Linked DNA regions of Mus musculus: region 2 is linked to region 1. A link is a loop called in an ENCODE intact Hi-C map of the cell type or tissue named here. Cell type or tissue: left cerebral cortex. All regions are shown on one strand.

Region 1 (8,000 bases):
TTACATCTGTCTGGCTTTGTGAATTGCTGTGGCCAAGAAAATATGTCAGAAAGGACTTGGCTTTCATCACCCCCCTTCAAACCTTGCTGAGATATGAACAAGTCCAGGGGAATCTGCCAAGTGGTGCAAGCCAAATGCCTTGGCTGTTTGCATCACACCAACCAGTGTTCAGCTAACTGCTCACCATGTGAAGGAAACTATTCTAGATCAGCCTGGCCTCAAGGCTAGATCTGGACATGAGCAAAAACTCTTCAGGTAACGTAAGCTGTAGGACAATAGTAAGTTAATATTGGTTTAAGCCACTGAGATTTGGAGTGGTTACTTAAGCATCAGTAGCTAACTTCACTTGTGCCTCTGTTCTGCTTATGTTTTCTGATCTGTCATCTATGGTACAGCTCAGATTTCATTGCTTTGGCCAAAGTGGATGAAATTTGGCATATTCAGAACCTATTAGGGATTCTAGGAACATAAGTTAGCTATGGCCATTGCTCAGTTAATGAGGATAAAGGCGCATTATACATCACATGATTTTGTAGTTAGCATGGGATCTGGTAGAGAGAGGCATTAAGAGATTTTTGTTTTTATTTTTGTTCTTGTTTTTTTTTTTTTTTTTTTTGTAATTTCCAGAAAACTCTAGACTAGCTTTCTCATCACTATGACAAAATGCCTGATATAAAGACTGTAAAAGGAGGAAAAATTTTTTTTAGCTTCAAATTTCACAGGGTTTCATCTCTCCTGGCAGAGAGGGTGTGGCTGAGTAGAGTATATTAAACCACAAGGCAGGAGCCAGTAGCAGGGCCTGTTCATCTTCCTGTAGACCAGTAGTAGACAGACAAGGAAGCTGACCAAATCTTAGAAGGCTGATCCCTAAATGCCTGCTTCCTCCGGGTAGGTCCTGCTAGCTCTCAAACCGTCCAGCAGTGAACATAAGAGCCTTTGGGGACCTTTCCTATTCAGATATAATAACCATGAAAGAGAACAGAAAATATATTTGCACCATCAGATGAGCTGTTACTGATCTGTAATATTTGTTACTCAGTTTGAAATAGAAAGAAATGCTTTTGGGTTGAGCTAACGTTCTCTTTCATCTCTATTTCATCCCCTACCTGCCCTTTTCTCAGAGTTGATATTAGCCTGAGTCTGCAGTATTGTAAGCTCAGATTGTACACATGGAACATGGTACTCGAACTCATCATACTTTTGACATACATGTAGCTGTTTTTTTCTACAGACATCTGAATGTATATATACCTGTCATATATACACATATACATGGTTTTACATACATGCATTTAATTATCCTGATAGCTATTATAGGATAGCCTATCATGGATACAATACCCTCTACTAATCCTTTTGCCCGTGTCTTTCACTAATTCAGCTGTTCTGTCATCTATGGTACAGCTCAGATTTCATTGCCTTGGCCAAAGTGGATGAAATTTTGGCATATTCAGAACCTATTAGGGATTCTAAGAACATAAGTTAGCTACGGCCATTGCTCAGTTAATGTTTACAGAGTCCTTTGTATTCAAACAAACTCAGAAACTGGAATGGCTAGACAAATGCCTGTTTGACTTTCTAGAGTTTCTTCAAAGGCCTGGCTTTAGGAATTCCTTGGTATTTTGTTGAAGGCTGATTTTCTTGCGAGATTTTTTTTTTAAATAAAAAGATTTATTTATTTATGAGTACATTGTAGCTGTCTTCAGACACACCAGAAGAGGGCATCGGATCCCATTACAGATGGATGTAAGCCACCATGTGGTTGCTGGGAATTGAACTCAGGACCTCTGGAAGAGCAGTCAGTGCTCTTAACCACTGAGCCATCTCTCCAGTCCTGAGACATGTTTATAACACAGGAAGATACTAGGAAAATACTTAGATGAAAACTTGACATTTCTTTGAAACATTCACCAAGTTTCTTCATCTTTTCCATCTTACTCCTGGTGTTTTAGGAACAATTAAGTGTGCCTATTTGGTGGTCATCTGAAAATCAGAAGTAACGACAAGAAACGAGAGCAACTGTAAGTTCCCATGAGTAAAGATTAGCAGCAAGGAACTGCTACTTTGCTCACCAACGGGTTCCCAGGGCAATGATTTATTCCTCTTTATGAAAGATGAATTGAGTGGTCATCCAAGGAATACTACCAATATTGTGCTGAGTAGAGGAAACACCACATTGGATCATTTCTGAAGGGGTCTTAGATTTGCTAGTCAGTGAGGCAAAGCAGTTCTCTCCCCCTTGGATTCCTGAGTGGAAAGGTCCAAATTGAAAACCTGTACATTAGGGGCTGGAGAGATGGCTCCACAGTTAAGAACACTTGTCCTTGCAGAAAACCCAGCTTTAGTTCCTGGCACCTACACGGTGACTAATAAGCATCTATAACTCCTGTTCTAGTAGTCTTAAAGCCTTCGTCTGTCCTCTGCAGACACCAGATACATGCAAGGACAGCATTCATACGCATAAAATAGTAATCTTAGAAAGACCCACAAACAGCAAGAAACCTGACTTTTACTGTGCTGAGATATCATATAGAAACATACCATGGTGTACTTTGGCAAAAAAAAAAAAAAAAAAAAAAAAAAAAAAAAAAAAAGCAAAACCAAATTTCCCTCTTAGGAATGAGCAAATTATTCTGGCAGACTGAGCAACAAGTAGCTAAATGACCTTACATTATATATGCCCCTTCTCAAAAGTGAACTAGCATATAAGAATCCTATCCTCATAAATGTTCCTTTCAACAAATTGTATGTACCCTCTGCTCCCGAGGCCGAGCCCAGAAGGGCCAACCATAGCAGGATGATGGCAACACCCCCCCCCTTGCTTTCAATTTGTAAACACATCTGAGAGCCGCCCTCTACTTTTGCATTATGCCAGGTTACATTACAGATCCTCTTAGTTTTCAACACTTATAACTATCTCTGCTGGTTTGCAGAATAATACAGCACATATTTTGTAAAGAAAAAGGCAGAGAAATTAAGCTATTAAAAAACTACACATTGTCCTTATAACTCCCTAGGATAGAAAGGAATGAGAAGGTAGACAGGGTAGTAAGGGATAGAAGTGGGGAGGGGTAGTGTATATGTTCACAGATTTGAAAAAGAAATAAAATGAAAGCAAACAAACAAACATACATCAAGGTTGGGCTTGATGGTGCATGCCTTTAATCCCGGTACTAGGGTGGCCAGGATGTAAACACCTCTATTAGTTCAAGGCTATCCTGGCCTACATAAGTAATTCTGGGTCAGACAGTACTACATGGTAATACCTTAGCTCAAATCATCCCTAATAACAATGATAACCAATAATAAATAAATAAAGTTTGTATTACTGAAGTAAATTCTTTTTTGCTTCCAGAAGTCACTCTTAAAGGAATATCTGATGGTAGTTTCTTTGCTCTTGAGTTTTGGGGAGTGAGGCTCTAGATTTTTAAACATCAGATATATTTTGTGCACTTGAGGGAGTATTTATTTTTATTTAAAGTCTACATTTATTTATTGTATGTATGCACATGTACACACAAACACACACCACTGCAGATGTGAGGTCAAAGGACAACTTTCTGACATCTGTTCTCTTCTTTCAGGGCTTGGTTCCTTATTTCCTGCAGAGCCATGTCGCTGGCCCTCTGGAGGGGAATTTTATAAAGAGATTTCAGATGTTGCTCTTCTTTCAGTGATGATCAAAGGGCTAACAATCCACTTTTTTTCTGCAGCACTCTGGCTTTTCTGAGAATAGCACTCTTGTCTTTTTTGGTTGTTAGCCTAGCATTTAATGGCTGAGCTACCTCTCTAGCCCAGAACAGAACTCTTCAAAGCCCATTTTCTCTTTGCAGGCGTCTGCCTCCACTTTCGGTTTTGATTTGCCAGTAGGGGGCAGTAGGGAAGGAAGGCGGGACAGGAGGCGGGGGCTCATCATGATCTGCTTGCTTGCTTGTGCTGTCTCTGGCGATTACAGTCGCCAATTTTTAACACTTCCTGGACTATCTCCTTAGTAGGCACGAAAAAGCAGCAATAACTCCTCCTCCTCTAATATGAGTCTGGGGCTTGAGTCTCTCTCCTCAACTCCTGGTCTAGCAGCTGGCCCGCACGCCCTCTCCATAGGCTTAACAGGAAGAACTGGTTTGCAAGCCAGATTGCTTTCTGCACACATTTTCATTCAGCCTTCTTTCAAAAACTCCTGTATTAACTACCCGTAGTCTTTACTGATTTTGACGCTGACTCAGGAATGCCTCCTCTTTAAATACTAGGTCCACACAGGTTGTGCCAGAATCATTCTGCGGACACGACCTCTAGAAATTCTGTTTCTGTTTAAGCTTTCTAAAACGAACTGCAAAACTTTTAATGTTTTTATTTCCCTACTTCCGAGAGAGTTGGCTTGGGATCATTCAGAAGCTAAAAGTTTGAAGCAGATCGACTTTGAAATCCAGACCCTTGGTCCTTTTTGAAGTTTTATGATTTTTTTTTTCAGTTCCCTGGAAGATTATGGGATTTCGAAAATCCTTTACTTCTCACTGCTGGGAGTACAGGTTGGGCGGTCATCCCCAGCCTTTTGTTATGTCTTTTCTTTCCCTCAAGAAATTAGCTCTTGGGTTTACAAATAATACTACACTTTTCTGTTTTCTAACATTTATTTTTATGCTTTAATTATTCCCTTCATCCTACTGAGACACATTTTTCTAAAGATGCAAAGATAATTAATATCCTTTTAGGTAACCATTCTCTCTTTCTCTTAAAATAACAGGCATCCAGTGTTGCGATTCAAAAATACAAAGGCAAACTAAAAGGCAGACATATCAAAGCACAAATAAAAAGAGAGTCAAAGCCATCCATTATCCAATTGCTATAGCTGGCCACTGGAATCTGGCACATTTCCTTATAGTGTCCAATTTCGAAAGCAAATTAAAATTAAGTTCTCAGCTGTAAAAATTTATTACATAAAATTTACCAGATTAACTTTTTCCTTTTTTAATTTTTAGATCTAAATACTTTACTTTCTATGTATGAATGTTTTGCCTGCATGCTAGCTTGATTCCCTGGAATTAGACATGATTGTGAACCTCATGCAGGTGAGGAGAATCCCAGGTCCTCTGCATGTTTATTTGTTTTGTATAAGATAGAGTCTCAAGAACCCTATGCTGACCTTGAACTTATTACATATTGGAAAATGACTTTGAACTTCTGATTTTCTTGATTCTCCCTTGAAGGTGAATTAAAGGTCTGCCTCATCATGCCTGGCTTCCCATTATCATTTGTTTTTTCTTTTTTGTTTTTTTTTAATTATTACTGTGTGTATGTGGGGGCAGGAAGGGGTACAAACCATAAGGCCTGTGTGTTGATCAGAGGACAACTTGGCAATGGTGCTGGGTCTCTCCTTCCACTGAGTGTGACTTCTAAGAAACAAATGGAAGTTATCAGGCTCGCATCTCTGCAAGTGTCTTTACCCAGTGAGCCATCTAACTGGCCTCCCCAATTAGCATTTTAAGTGTATAGTTAAATATATGGAGCAAATCATTAGAACTTTTCCCTCTAGAACATCTCAAAGTTTTTTCATAGAAACAAAACCTTTTAATTTTCTACACTTCCCAGCATTTGTCAAACACTAGTGTACTTTATCTCTATCAATGTGGCTATACTGTGGACCTCCAATAAGTGGAACTCTGCAGCATTTGTCTTTCTGTGTCTCAATTATTTCTCTTAGCATAATGTATTTAAGAGTATTTATGCTGTAGCATGTGTTGGAATTTCTTCCTCTCTTAAAAGGAACAAAATACCGATGAAAGGAGTTCAGAGATAAAGTTTGGAGCTAAGAGGAAAGGATGCACTATCCAGAGACTACCCCACCGGGAGATCCATCCCATAATCAGCCACCAAACCCAGACACTATTACATATGCCAGCAAGTTTTTGATGAAGTGACCCTGGTATATCTGTCTCTTGTGAGGCTATGCCAGTGCCTGGCAAATACTGAAGTGGATGCTCACAGTCATCTATTGGATGGAACACAGGGCCCCCAATGGAGAAGCTAGAGAAAGTATCCAAGGAGCTAAAGGGGTCTGCAACCCTATAGGTGGAACAACAATATGAACTGATCAGTACCCCCAGAGCTCATGTCTCTAGCTGCATATGTAGCAGAAGATGGTCTAGTCGGCCATCATTGGAAAGAGAGGCCCCTTGGTATTGTAAACTTTATATGTCCCAGTACAGGGGAATGCCAGGGCCAAGAAGCGGGAGTGGGTGGGTAGTGGAGCAGGGTGGGGGGAGGATATAGGGAACTTTCAGGAAAGCATTTGAAATTTGAAATGTATATAAAGAAAATATCTAATAAAAAATTGTGAAAAAAAAAGGAAGACCATATTGTTTTTCACTTACTTGCCGGTTGATATTTAGGTTGTTTCTGCTTTTTGGCTATTATTATTAAGAGAAATACTGCAATAAACATTAATATGCAAATATCTGTTGAGATCCTTTTGACTAGGTGGTAGTAGTTGTAGGCCAGCCATTTTTGGTTTCCTAAGTCATTTCCTGGTTTGTTTACTATGTAATAAGGCAAGTCTATTGGAGGGAAAAATGCTTTCTTCAAAGGAGAAGTGTTGAAACCCTTGACCACTGAGACAGCAAGTTAAAAAGAATCTAGCCCAGCATTTAGTTTATATTGTGCGTGTTGTTGTTGCTCAATGTGTTGGCCCTTTCTGAGATTATTCTCCATATTTTATGTCTGGTCTAGGAGGGGCAGCTTTCCTCCAGTGGCTCACACTGCCATCCAAACATGGTGAAATTTCTTGATTTTATGTTATAAAATGATTAAATTGTGTTTTCCTAGGACTACTTTTAAATAGCTTTTTGAAAGTTGGGAAATATTAAATGGAACACAAAAACCTTAAGGTGAATTCCTTTATGGCTATGCAGTGACATACTCGGTGATTTAAAAGAGCAGTGATTGATGCTCCTCACTCTGTCAATTGCACTAAGCCAGAAAGTTCCACCTAGAGTGTTCAGGCCCTAGACACTTCTATGGCTGCATCCTACCTGGGAGCTCATATGGATCTAGGACTTCAAAGATGGCTTTATCAAAGACTGGAATTAGGCCTGGGGTGTGCAGGCCTTGCAAAGCTACTATCAGGAGATAACAACCTTTCCACGGGGTGATTTGAGGATCTAACACAGAGGCTCTCAATCTGTGGGTCATGACCCATTTGGGGGATGGAGAATCAGATAGGCTGCATATCAGACATTTACATTTACAATTCAAAACAGTAGCAAAATTACAGTTATGAAGTAGCAATGAAAATGATGTTATGATTGGGGGTCACCACAACATGAGGAACTGTATTAAAGGGTCACAGCATTAGGAAGAACCATTGTTGTAAGAGAAGTAGAAGTCTCTAGGCATCTTCTAGCACCTTCTCATGCCAAAGCAAGTCATAAGACCACACTAGATTCAAGAGACAGAAAATAAATTGATAATGAGAATGGATTTCTTAGAATCTACCAAAATGTAATCTAATTCACAAAAACAAAGCAATAGACACTGAACTTTATAGGTGTTTATTCATTTGTGCCACAGTAATAGGATAAAATAAAATGTCTACTCAGTCAGCAATTGTCTTCTGGAAAGAGCTGGTAATAAGTATTTTGAGCCATGCAGTCCCTCTCCCAACTAGTCAAGCTCTGCCATTGTATGACAGCAGATGTGGAGAGTAGGTAAGCAAATAGATAGAATATGAAGCTCAGCTGAATCTGGTGCTCACGTGGAACAATCCTTACCTAGTGTGCTCCAAGCTTTGGGTTCCATCCGGAGGACTGAATAAGCTAAACCTGCTGCTTCACATCTGTTATTCCAACACCCGGGAAGGTTGAGCTCATCCGCAGTTACATGGCATGGCCATAGACAACTTGAATGAACTGTGTGAGATGCTGCCTCAAAATAAATAAACAAATAAAATTTTATTTACAACAGCAGGTGTCAGGCAAGGTATGTCCTGTGAATTGTGTTTTACTGAC
Region 2 (8,000 bases), 520 kb after region 1:
TTCTCTTTCTCCTCCTCCTCCTCTTCCTCCTTCTTATTGCCTATTGTCTACCCCTGTCTTAGTTACTTTTGTATTCCTATGATGGCACATCATAATGAAGTCAACTTATAAAAGAAAGTGTTTAATAGGGGAATTGCTTAAGTTTCAGAAGGGAAGCCATCATGTTGGGGGAAATGGCAGCAGGCAGGCAGGCATAGTGCTAGAGCAGTAACTGAGACCTTACATCCTGATCAGTATGTTGGAGGCAGAGAGAATGAGACTGAGCCTGGTTTTGGATCTTTTAAGCTCTAAATCTCATCCTCAGTGACATACCTTCTTCAGCAAGGCCACATCTCCAAAATCTTATTTAAAATGGTTTCACCAACTAGGAACCAAGGATTCAAATATATGAGGCTATGGGATTCGTTTTCATTCTCACTCAAAACACTACAAATCCTGCCTTCCCTGTCCCCAAATGAGGGGACTATGTGAGCAAAGTCTTACATTGTTGCCTGGAGTAATCTGTAGTACATGGGAGGATCTCCACAAATAAATATTAAATGGGTGAATACTTTGCTTTTATTTACTCACTAGTGATATTAGGTAATAAGACCCAGCCTTTACCCTATGAAGAACATCTAGGTTCACAGTGGATTCTCAGGACAACAGTGAAGAAATTCTTCACTCTTGCTTCTGAGAGGCCCCCAGGAAACAAAATATAACATGATTCTGGACCTTGGTTTTGGGCCTTACCAATGTGCATTGAATTTGTAGGAAATGTTGCTCAACTTTGGTTAGTCACTACACAACTCCCTGTTTAACTTCACGGTACACTCAAAGGAAGAAACTCTTTTTTAATAGTACTGTCCATGGTCATGAGGCTTATGGAAATCTTTCTGGAGTTAGCAGCCATGTGCCTCAATTCCCATGTAGTCCAATTACCAAGTCCTATGGTAAGATTGTATTATTAATTGTACTTTAGACATGGGGAAAGTGAGTAAAGAACTTGGCACTGAATCTGATGGCTTATGTATCCAACAAAGCTTGACAATATGTCTGTCAGAATGTTGGTTCGAAGTAAAGCAAACTAAGCAGTTATTTTCACAAGGCTAGGAAAAGTTTCTCATGTTGAACTCTGTAAGATCTAGAAAGGCCTTTGAGATTATTAAGGCTACAGCTGAATCTTCAGAAAAATCACAGAGGTCCTCAAGATTCAACTCCAGGGCTTTTTGTTTGTTTTAGGAAGATCTGTTTCATGCTAGACAAAGAAATCTCTCCTAGCTTCTCTGCTACACACATCTGGCACAGAGAGACGGATGGGGCTAAGAGACCAGCCACTTAGCTCTCATCCTGGCTCCCAGGCTGGCTCAGATGTATGAACTGGCTGTGTTAGCATGTTTCACAGGAGTTAGGAAACAAAGGTGTGGGGAGGGTGGCTTTGCTTTAGAAAATGCTATCAACCCATTAGAAAACATACCAGACAATTACTCTATTGGAGGAGAATAAAAGCCTGGAAAAGCCAGTCATTTCCCCTGGTGACTGTTTTGCTGTGGAGAGGAGGCATCTGTACCATTCATAATTGTAGTGCAGAAATTGGCACAGCAAGAAACCCCAATGCCAGCTGTTCCAGGTAGACCAGATGTCTTGAAGGGAGGCTTTCTCTACAAGTACACAAAATGCCTATTTCCTGTCACATTCACTGCTGAATAAATAGCTATGTGATATCTGGAATAGATTTATTAGTTTAAAGCTGGGGATTGAACCGTGGGTCTTCTGCATGATAGGCAGGTGCTCAACACCTTAGCTTTACCTGTAAACCATATACTAATTTTTCCTTAACTGAGTACTCTTTAAAAAATGTTTTTCCAATTGTTCGTTTATCATAAGCAACAACTATTTGTTTTTGTTTTTTTTTTTTCTTTTTGAGACAGGACCTCATGTATCCCAGGCCGAACACAAATTGTATGTGTGGTTGAGGATGATTTTGAATCCTATATTCTCTTGCCTCCACCTTTCAAGTGAATTCTGGAGTTGTGGAGTTCTAGATATGTACCATTATACCTGGTTTATTTGGGGTTGGTGATGTAAATCCAAGCCTTTTACATACTAGGCAAGCACGTTACCAAGTGAGCTATATTTTCCTTAGCCCATGAAAGGCATTGCTTGATTTCTTTTCCTTATCCCCCCAGAAAGTTGGTCTGCTGCCAGTAGATGCTAAGCAGATCCTCCGCCACCAGATTTTGAAGCAGAGGTGAAGGGAAGAAGTCAGTTTCCATTTTATTGTAGGCAGTGTAGGATGACTGAAGAGGAAAATAAAATAACTGAAGAACAGACAGGGTCTTCACCACTACCATTAGTAATCTGAAAGAAGACAGAGGGTATAAAGGGAAGAACAGTGGTTGGAAGAGATATAAAAATCAGCCTTGATGTCACAGAGGCAACTATACTTACCTGGTATGTTTGACTAAGGGTGCTCTGGCTGTGAATTTAAAGAGCATGTAGTTCATTAAACATTATGTATTAAGGTCTTTCTATAGATCGGTGACTAACTGTTCTAGGTATGAGATCTAGCAGTAAAAAAATCAACACTCAAACAAAACCATAGAGATCTCTGCCCTTGTACAGCTTTGATGCCAGCAGAAGATTCAGAATGCATCAATGATAAAAATAAGTTATATAATCTAATAGTGGGTGATAAGTGTTCTGGCAACAGGAAAAACAAACAAAACCTAAAACAGTGATAGATACCTGGAGTCCAGAGTATGGAGATCTTGTAATAATTGCAACAGGTTTTTGGTGGAAGTAGTATTTGTGTGCAGAGTTGAGAGCACAAAGAGCCAAACATGCAAATGGATGGAAAAATATTCTGGGCTGGTGGAGTAACCATTGAAAGGGGGAATAATTTAGGCTAAAAGGCTAAGGTTGAAAGGTACCTTTGGGAAATAGCAAGGAGGCCAGTGTTTCTGGGACAAGATAAGTATTTGGGAGGAGAAGAGAAGGGGAAAATGGAGGAGAGGTTCCTAGCATCTAGATTATTTGTTAGTACTTCTTTGACAGAGACTTTGGCTTAAAGAAGAATAGAGAGATTTTGCACAGTTCAGATATGTACCCTTTTCTGATCGTTGGTGTGTGTGTGTGTGTTTCTAATCTGTCTTTGAGAAGGCATAAAAGGAAAAGATTTCTCTTTTTTAATATTTTGCCTTATATGACAGGGTTGTTATGAGATTCAAATACATAAGTGCTTTAAAAATTATAAAGCATACTCAAATTATAATTACCTTATTCAAACAATAGGGTATTCTAAAGCCAATGTCCTTTTGGCCTCCTGGGCTCCAGAAGTTACAGAATTTACATTAAACTAGGCTTCAGTATAAGAAGCTAAAGGAAAAATTTCCCTGCCTATTCAAAAGAAAATCTGTAATTTATGCCTGAGTGTTATTTCATCTAGATTGTGCAGATTGTTACTGATTTTATGTTTAATTTGGAGAGAAATGCCTTAAAAATAACATGGAAGTCCCGGGTCTGAATACTGAAAGACTTTAAATATAACAGCAAAAGCAGAAGTCTGGGAAGTTTAAACCTATTTCCTCTTCCTTAATCCCTTGGAGAGAGAGAGAGAGAGAGAGAGAGAGAGAGAGAGAGAGAGAGACACGCACTGGCTAGCTGGAGCCTCCAAGCCAGAGCCTCCAATCTTTCGCGGGAGGCATTGGCTCTTTGCGGTTGCCCTGTCGCCAGGTGAGAGCTGTCTGCGGTGGGGTAAGCACTCCAGTGAAGCCAGCTGACCTTCACTGACTCTGGGGAGAGATCCTGAAGAGTCTGAGAGAAGACTCCTTAAGACTCTGAGAGAAAGAAGAAAAAAGGTGAAGCCCCGAGAGAAGCCCAAGCCTCAAGGAAAGCTAGCAGTGAGTTAAGGAACAGGCGTGATTCTCCAAGGTAATTATGTAAAAAAAAAAGAAGAAAGCCTAGGAGTTCTAAATGGCTGCAACTTGGAGTTTACTCTGTCTAAGGTGAGTGTTCAGTGTTTGGTTTGTGCTTCTCGCAAGGTTTCTCTCCCCCTCCCCTTTACGGTTTTGCCCACCCTCAATTTGAAAAGGCAGCTTGCTCCGCCCGCCAGACCTAGCTAGCAACCCTTCTCTTCCCTGTCATCCTCAGCCCCTCCTAATTAGCGCTGCACCCCGCCCCCACCCCAGCTCCTGGGACCCCGAGTTCTCTTTTCCTCTAGTAAGGAGCAGCTGTGTTTATCCCTGCACCCCGCAAATTCATCCTGTGCTTATTTCACCAACGCTGCTGTGGTGCTGCTGTCCAAAGAACACACCTTTCCAGTTATCCCAACAGCCACGTCTCGCTCCAGTGGTTCAGGGAAAGCAGAGGGAACTCTTGAGCTCTCAAAACTGAGCCCACTCCGCTGGGTATCTCCCTTCCCTTCCCCTGACAAACGATCCCGTCGCTTCTTCCCATCCCTAGTTCTGTTTACGGAAGCCTAGGGCCGCCTGCGGTTGCATTGCTCTCCCTATGGTTTTTGGAGGCTGGAGGTAGTGTGTCGCGGTCCTGCAGCACGCTAAGGACTGTTGGAGCAGATCTAAAGGATCTGGAGGCTCCCGGAGCGGGTGACAGGAGAGTGCCCCCTCCCCCTGGGCGGGTGGGGGTAGGGAGGCGAGAAAGGGACTCGGGGAAGGAGGCAGGGAGGCAGCTGCAGTGCTGTGAGGGGTGCGTGCGCGTGTGCCAAGCTTGCCCGCCGCCTCCTGGTTCAGTCTGCGATCTTCGGTGCGTGGGACCCTGGGCCCCAAAGGCTGGGAAGCAGGAGCAGCACCCCTCACCCTAGCCTCTGGTCCTCAGGGCGCCTGGCGGTCCTTAGAGCCAAAGCTCTCAGGGCGGGGCGCAGGACCCGGGCCGTGCTCCCCGCCCCCGCTCCTTGTGCCCAGCCTGGCTCCTTCTCCATTGAGTTTTCCCGAAGCGGGCGCCCATCAATGGTCCTGCTTGGGGATGCACACGCAGCTCACGGCCGGAGGGGGGTAGCAGCCGCCGCCTCCAGGTACTGGCCCTCCTGGGTCTCCGCCACCACCCGCTGCTGCCACTCAAACCCCAGGCGCACTGAGGTCCTGGCCATGGGGCTGCTGAGGCTGCCTTTGCTGGTGTGAGAAGGGGCAACGGAGCCTCCAGGCTCTGGGGTCCCCAAGCTGCCTACATGGATGTCTTCAGCTTTGTGAAGATTCCAAAGCTTTCCAGGTAGGGACCGCGCGGGTTTTCTTTGCACCTAGGGCTTCCGCAGAAACTTGGTGCTTTATTTTTCTGGGGGCTGGAAAGAGCAAAAGCTTAAAAGAGCAGCCAGGCTTAAGGTAGGACCAAAAGAAAAGGACCCGAGGCTGCTGCCTTCAACTTATTTCTCCCTTTCTGATGGGGTTTTATAGCCCCCAAAATAGAGCACACACACACACACACACACACACACACACACACACACACACTGACACAGACACACAGACACCACCACCCCCACCAGATATTCAGCACAGCTTGTTTTCCCTCAGAAAAAGCCACAGTGGGGATTAGGGGTCACACTCTATGTTAAGGGTCAAGAGATGATGGTTGAAATCGATTTTACTAGGGAAAACCAGAAGTATTTCGAGCTTAGGTACTTGATTTCCAAACAGCAAGGACCCAAAAACCCCCTTTCCCTACCCCTAAATTAGTCCTCTATGCCCTGGAAAAGTCAGTTTGAAGGTTGACCCGGATGTTTCCAGCAGGGACCCAGATGGCAAAGTCATGGAGGTAGAAGAAAAAGGCTTTCAGCCATTCTTTGGGTAACTGTGGAAATAAATCTAAAGCCTTGGAGATTTAGAAATTTGCTTCTAAGTAGCTGTGTTATGATTGAAACTAAAGCGGAATCATCAAATCAGGAAGATTCCTTTCCCCAGCAGTGTCGATAAGAGAATAGTAACATTGCCTGCCACTTTGTGGCTACCTAAGTAGTATCTGGTCAGAGTACTCATTTATTCCCTGCCCTGCTGTGCTTCCAAAATCTTCACTGTACACAACAAGTCAGGTCTTGTGCTTGGGGCAATAACTGAGAGAGGTGGGCAGGAGAGGTGTTGGGAAACTATGTCTTCCTACTTCTTTGCAAGACTCTGGCAGACCCTGTGTCTTGGAGGTCTAGGGCAATAACCCCTATCAGATAAGCACTTTTTAAGATCAAGTATCATGCTATACTTTCCTTTATTCTATGGGATAAGAGTAAAATGTGTTGATTGCATAAAAAAGATGAACAATCTCAAAAACCCGAGGCAGAAAAATATGTTGACTTGGTTTGCCCAGTCCTATCAGAGGCACTCACAGCCCTCAGGTTTGGATAGTGCCAACAACTGCAGCTCTTTGTTTTCCCTGCCCATCCCTGTATGCTCTCAATCATATAGGTTAATCTTCACATCAGGCATAGATTACCTTAGGGAAAGGATCCCTATGTAACTTACTCTGGGAAGATTGGAGATACTAGGGTGGTAGATAAATGTGTCGTAGAGCCACCCACGAAGGTTCCTGCAGATCACAGGGCCGATGTGTGAAGCAGTCAGTGGCTATATGTGACAAATTATTTGGTTTCATGCTGATTATTTCAAAGGGCCATGGCTTCACACTGTCCTATTAACTTCCTGCATGCTTCTGCCCATGCCTGGAAAAATAAATAGCTAGCAAATAAGAAGCATGCTCAGGAAAGAGCTAAAGGCCAATTCTGGGATGTTGGCGTGGCCTCTGTGATCGATGGAAATGGGACATGGGGAGAGAAAAGTTCAGCGAAGGGATGGGTTAAAGTAACAGTGAGAATTGTTGGTGGCCTCAAGCTAAAAGCAGCAAGATTTACAAAACCTCCAGTGTCTTCACATAGTCCTGAAACTTTGGATCTCTGGAGAAGTCACTATTGTATTTCAAAAAAAAAAGATGTTTTGGCTAGATTATAGCATATCTTTGTGGTTTCCACAAGTCTAAGTTTTTTTGTTTTTTGTTTTTGTTTTTTGTTTTTTTTAAACTCAGGCCAGATTGAGTGTGTGTATGTGTGGGGGTGGGGGTGCGTGGGTGGGGAGCAAGGAGTAGAATCTTTTTTTAAAAGAAGAGTTGAAAATTCAATAAATGAGTATAAATGCTATTTTCTGTCCATATGTCATCCACTAGCATGTTTGCTCTAAAGGGAGAAAGTGCTTATATTCTGAACCAATGCAGCCATTGAAAAGCCTTCCAGCCTACTGGACTTTCCCTTATTCCCAGTGTGAGCTCCAGGATGGCACTCAAACTGGAACAGGGATGGCTTTAGTTGGTCTGTGGCTGTTTGCATCTGCTCTTGAAAGAAGCCTTGTGTGTGTTTTAAACACTGTTAGAAAAATCAAGTATAAAAGTGCTTACATGACAGGATTTCCCTGATTTCAGGGTGAATAATCTTCCTAAAGGATTTAACTTTGATCAGCATGGTGGCTTGAATGCTTCAAATTCTCCTGACTTACAGGCAAGCACATGTAGTTGCCCTAGGTTTGATTCTTAGCCCTTTCTTTGGTTCTTAGGAACTTCAGTTTTAAAATGTTGATGCAGAAAGCATTGCTGTAACTGTTAAGTGCCCGATTTGTGAGTAAAGACATTGGTCATTAAAGAGCCTTCAAAGAGAATATTAATCTATGCTGGAATCAATAAGCCAAGTGCTTTCTTTGACTTTCTGAGGCGCCTACATTTAACTATTCGTCTACTGACTTGGTGCCTTCTTATATAAAATTTGAGTTCTAATTGCCCCTGAAGAACCCAGTGCCATCGTATCATTGCCACTTAAAATAAATATTGCCAAGCTAGATTAGCTGGCAAGTGGTGGTGACCCTTTAAAGCATCTCTGTGAGTTCTGACCCTTGATTGGATTTGTTGTGTGGGGCACACTGTGTCATCGTTCTCTCTGAAGATGCTTTTCGTATTCTAATTTTCTGGTTATTAAACTGCTTGATAGTTTACATGCATTTTTTTACATTGCTGTTTCCTTGGTAACAGTTATATAT

What was found. A loop is a pair of places that touch in the nucleus more often than their neighbours do. Peaks named below come from ENCODE experiments on the same cell type or tissue, not always from the same donor. Only the 100,000 strongest peaks of a DNase experiment are listed, where the experiment ranks them.
Region 2: it touches region 1 in a loop (2.7-fold over the local background); 2 of 42 quality-filtered maps call a loop at or near these places.

What each region holds. Positions count from the first base shown.
Region 1 is chrX:168,635,759-168,643,758 of GRCm38, reverse strand. No RefSeq gene overlaps it. Among named protein-coding and RNA genes, the nearest start is that of Gm39550, 15 kb to the right of the region's middle. In left cerebral cortex, a CTCF peak has its summit at 3,861 (motif pointing right); a DNase peak (open chromatin) is centred at 3,906; H3K4me3 peaks cover 937 bases; H3K27ac peaks cover 301 bases.
Region 2 is chrX:168,119,991-168,127,990 of GRCm38, reverse strand. It overlaps Frmpd4 (FERM and PDZ domain containing 4), which reads left to right and starts at 5,050. Exons shown (of 17, transcript NM_001368936.1): 1 at 5,050-5,205. The coding sequence starts at 5,165. In left cerebral cortex, CTCF peaks have their summits at 4,793 and 4,992; DNase peaks (open chromatin) are centred at 6,018, 6,281, 6,605, 7,281 and 4 more places; H3K4me3 peaks cover 4,131 bases; H3K27ac peaks cover 2,345 bases.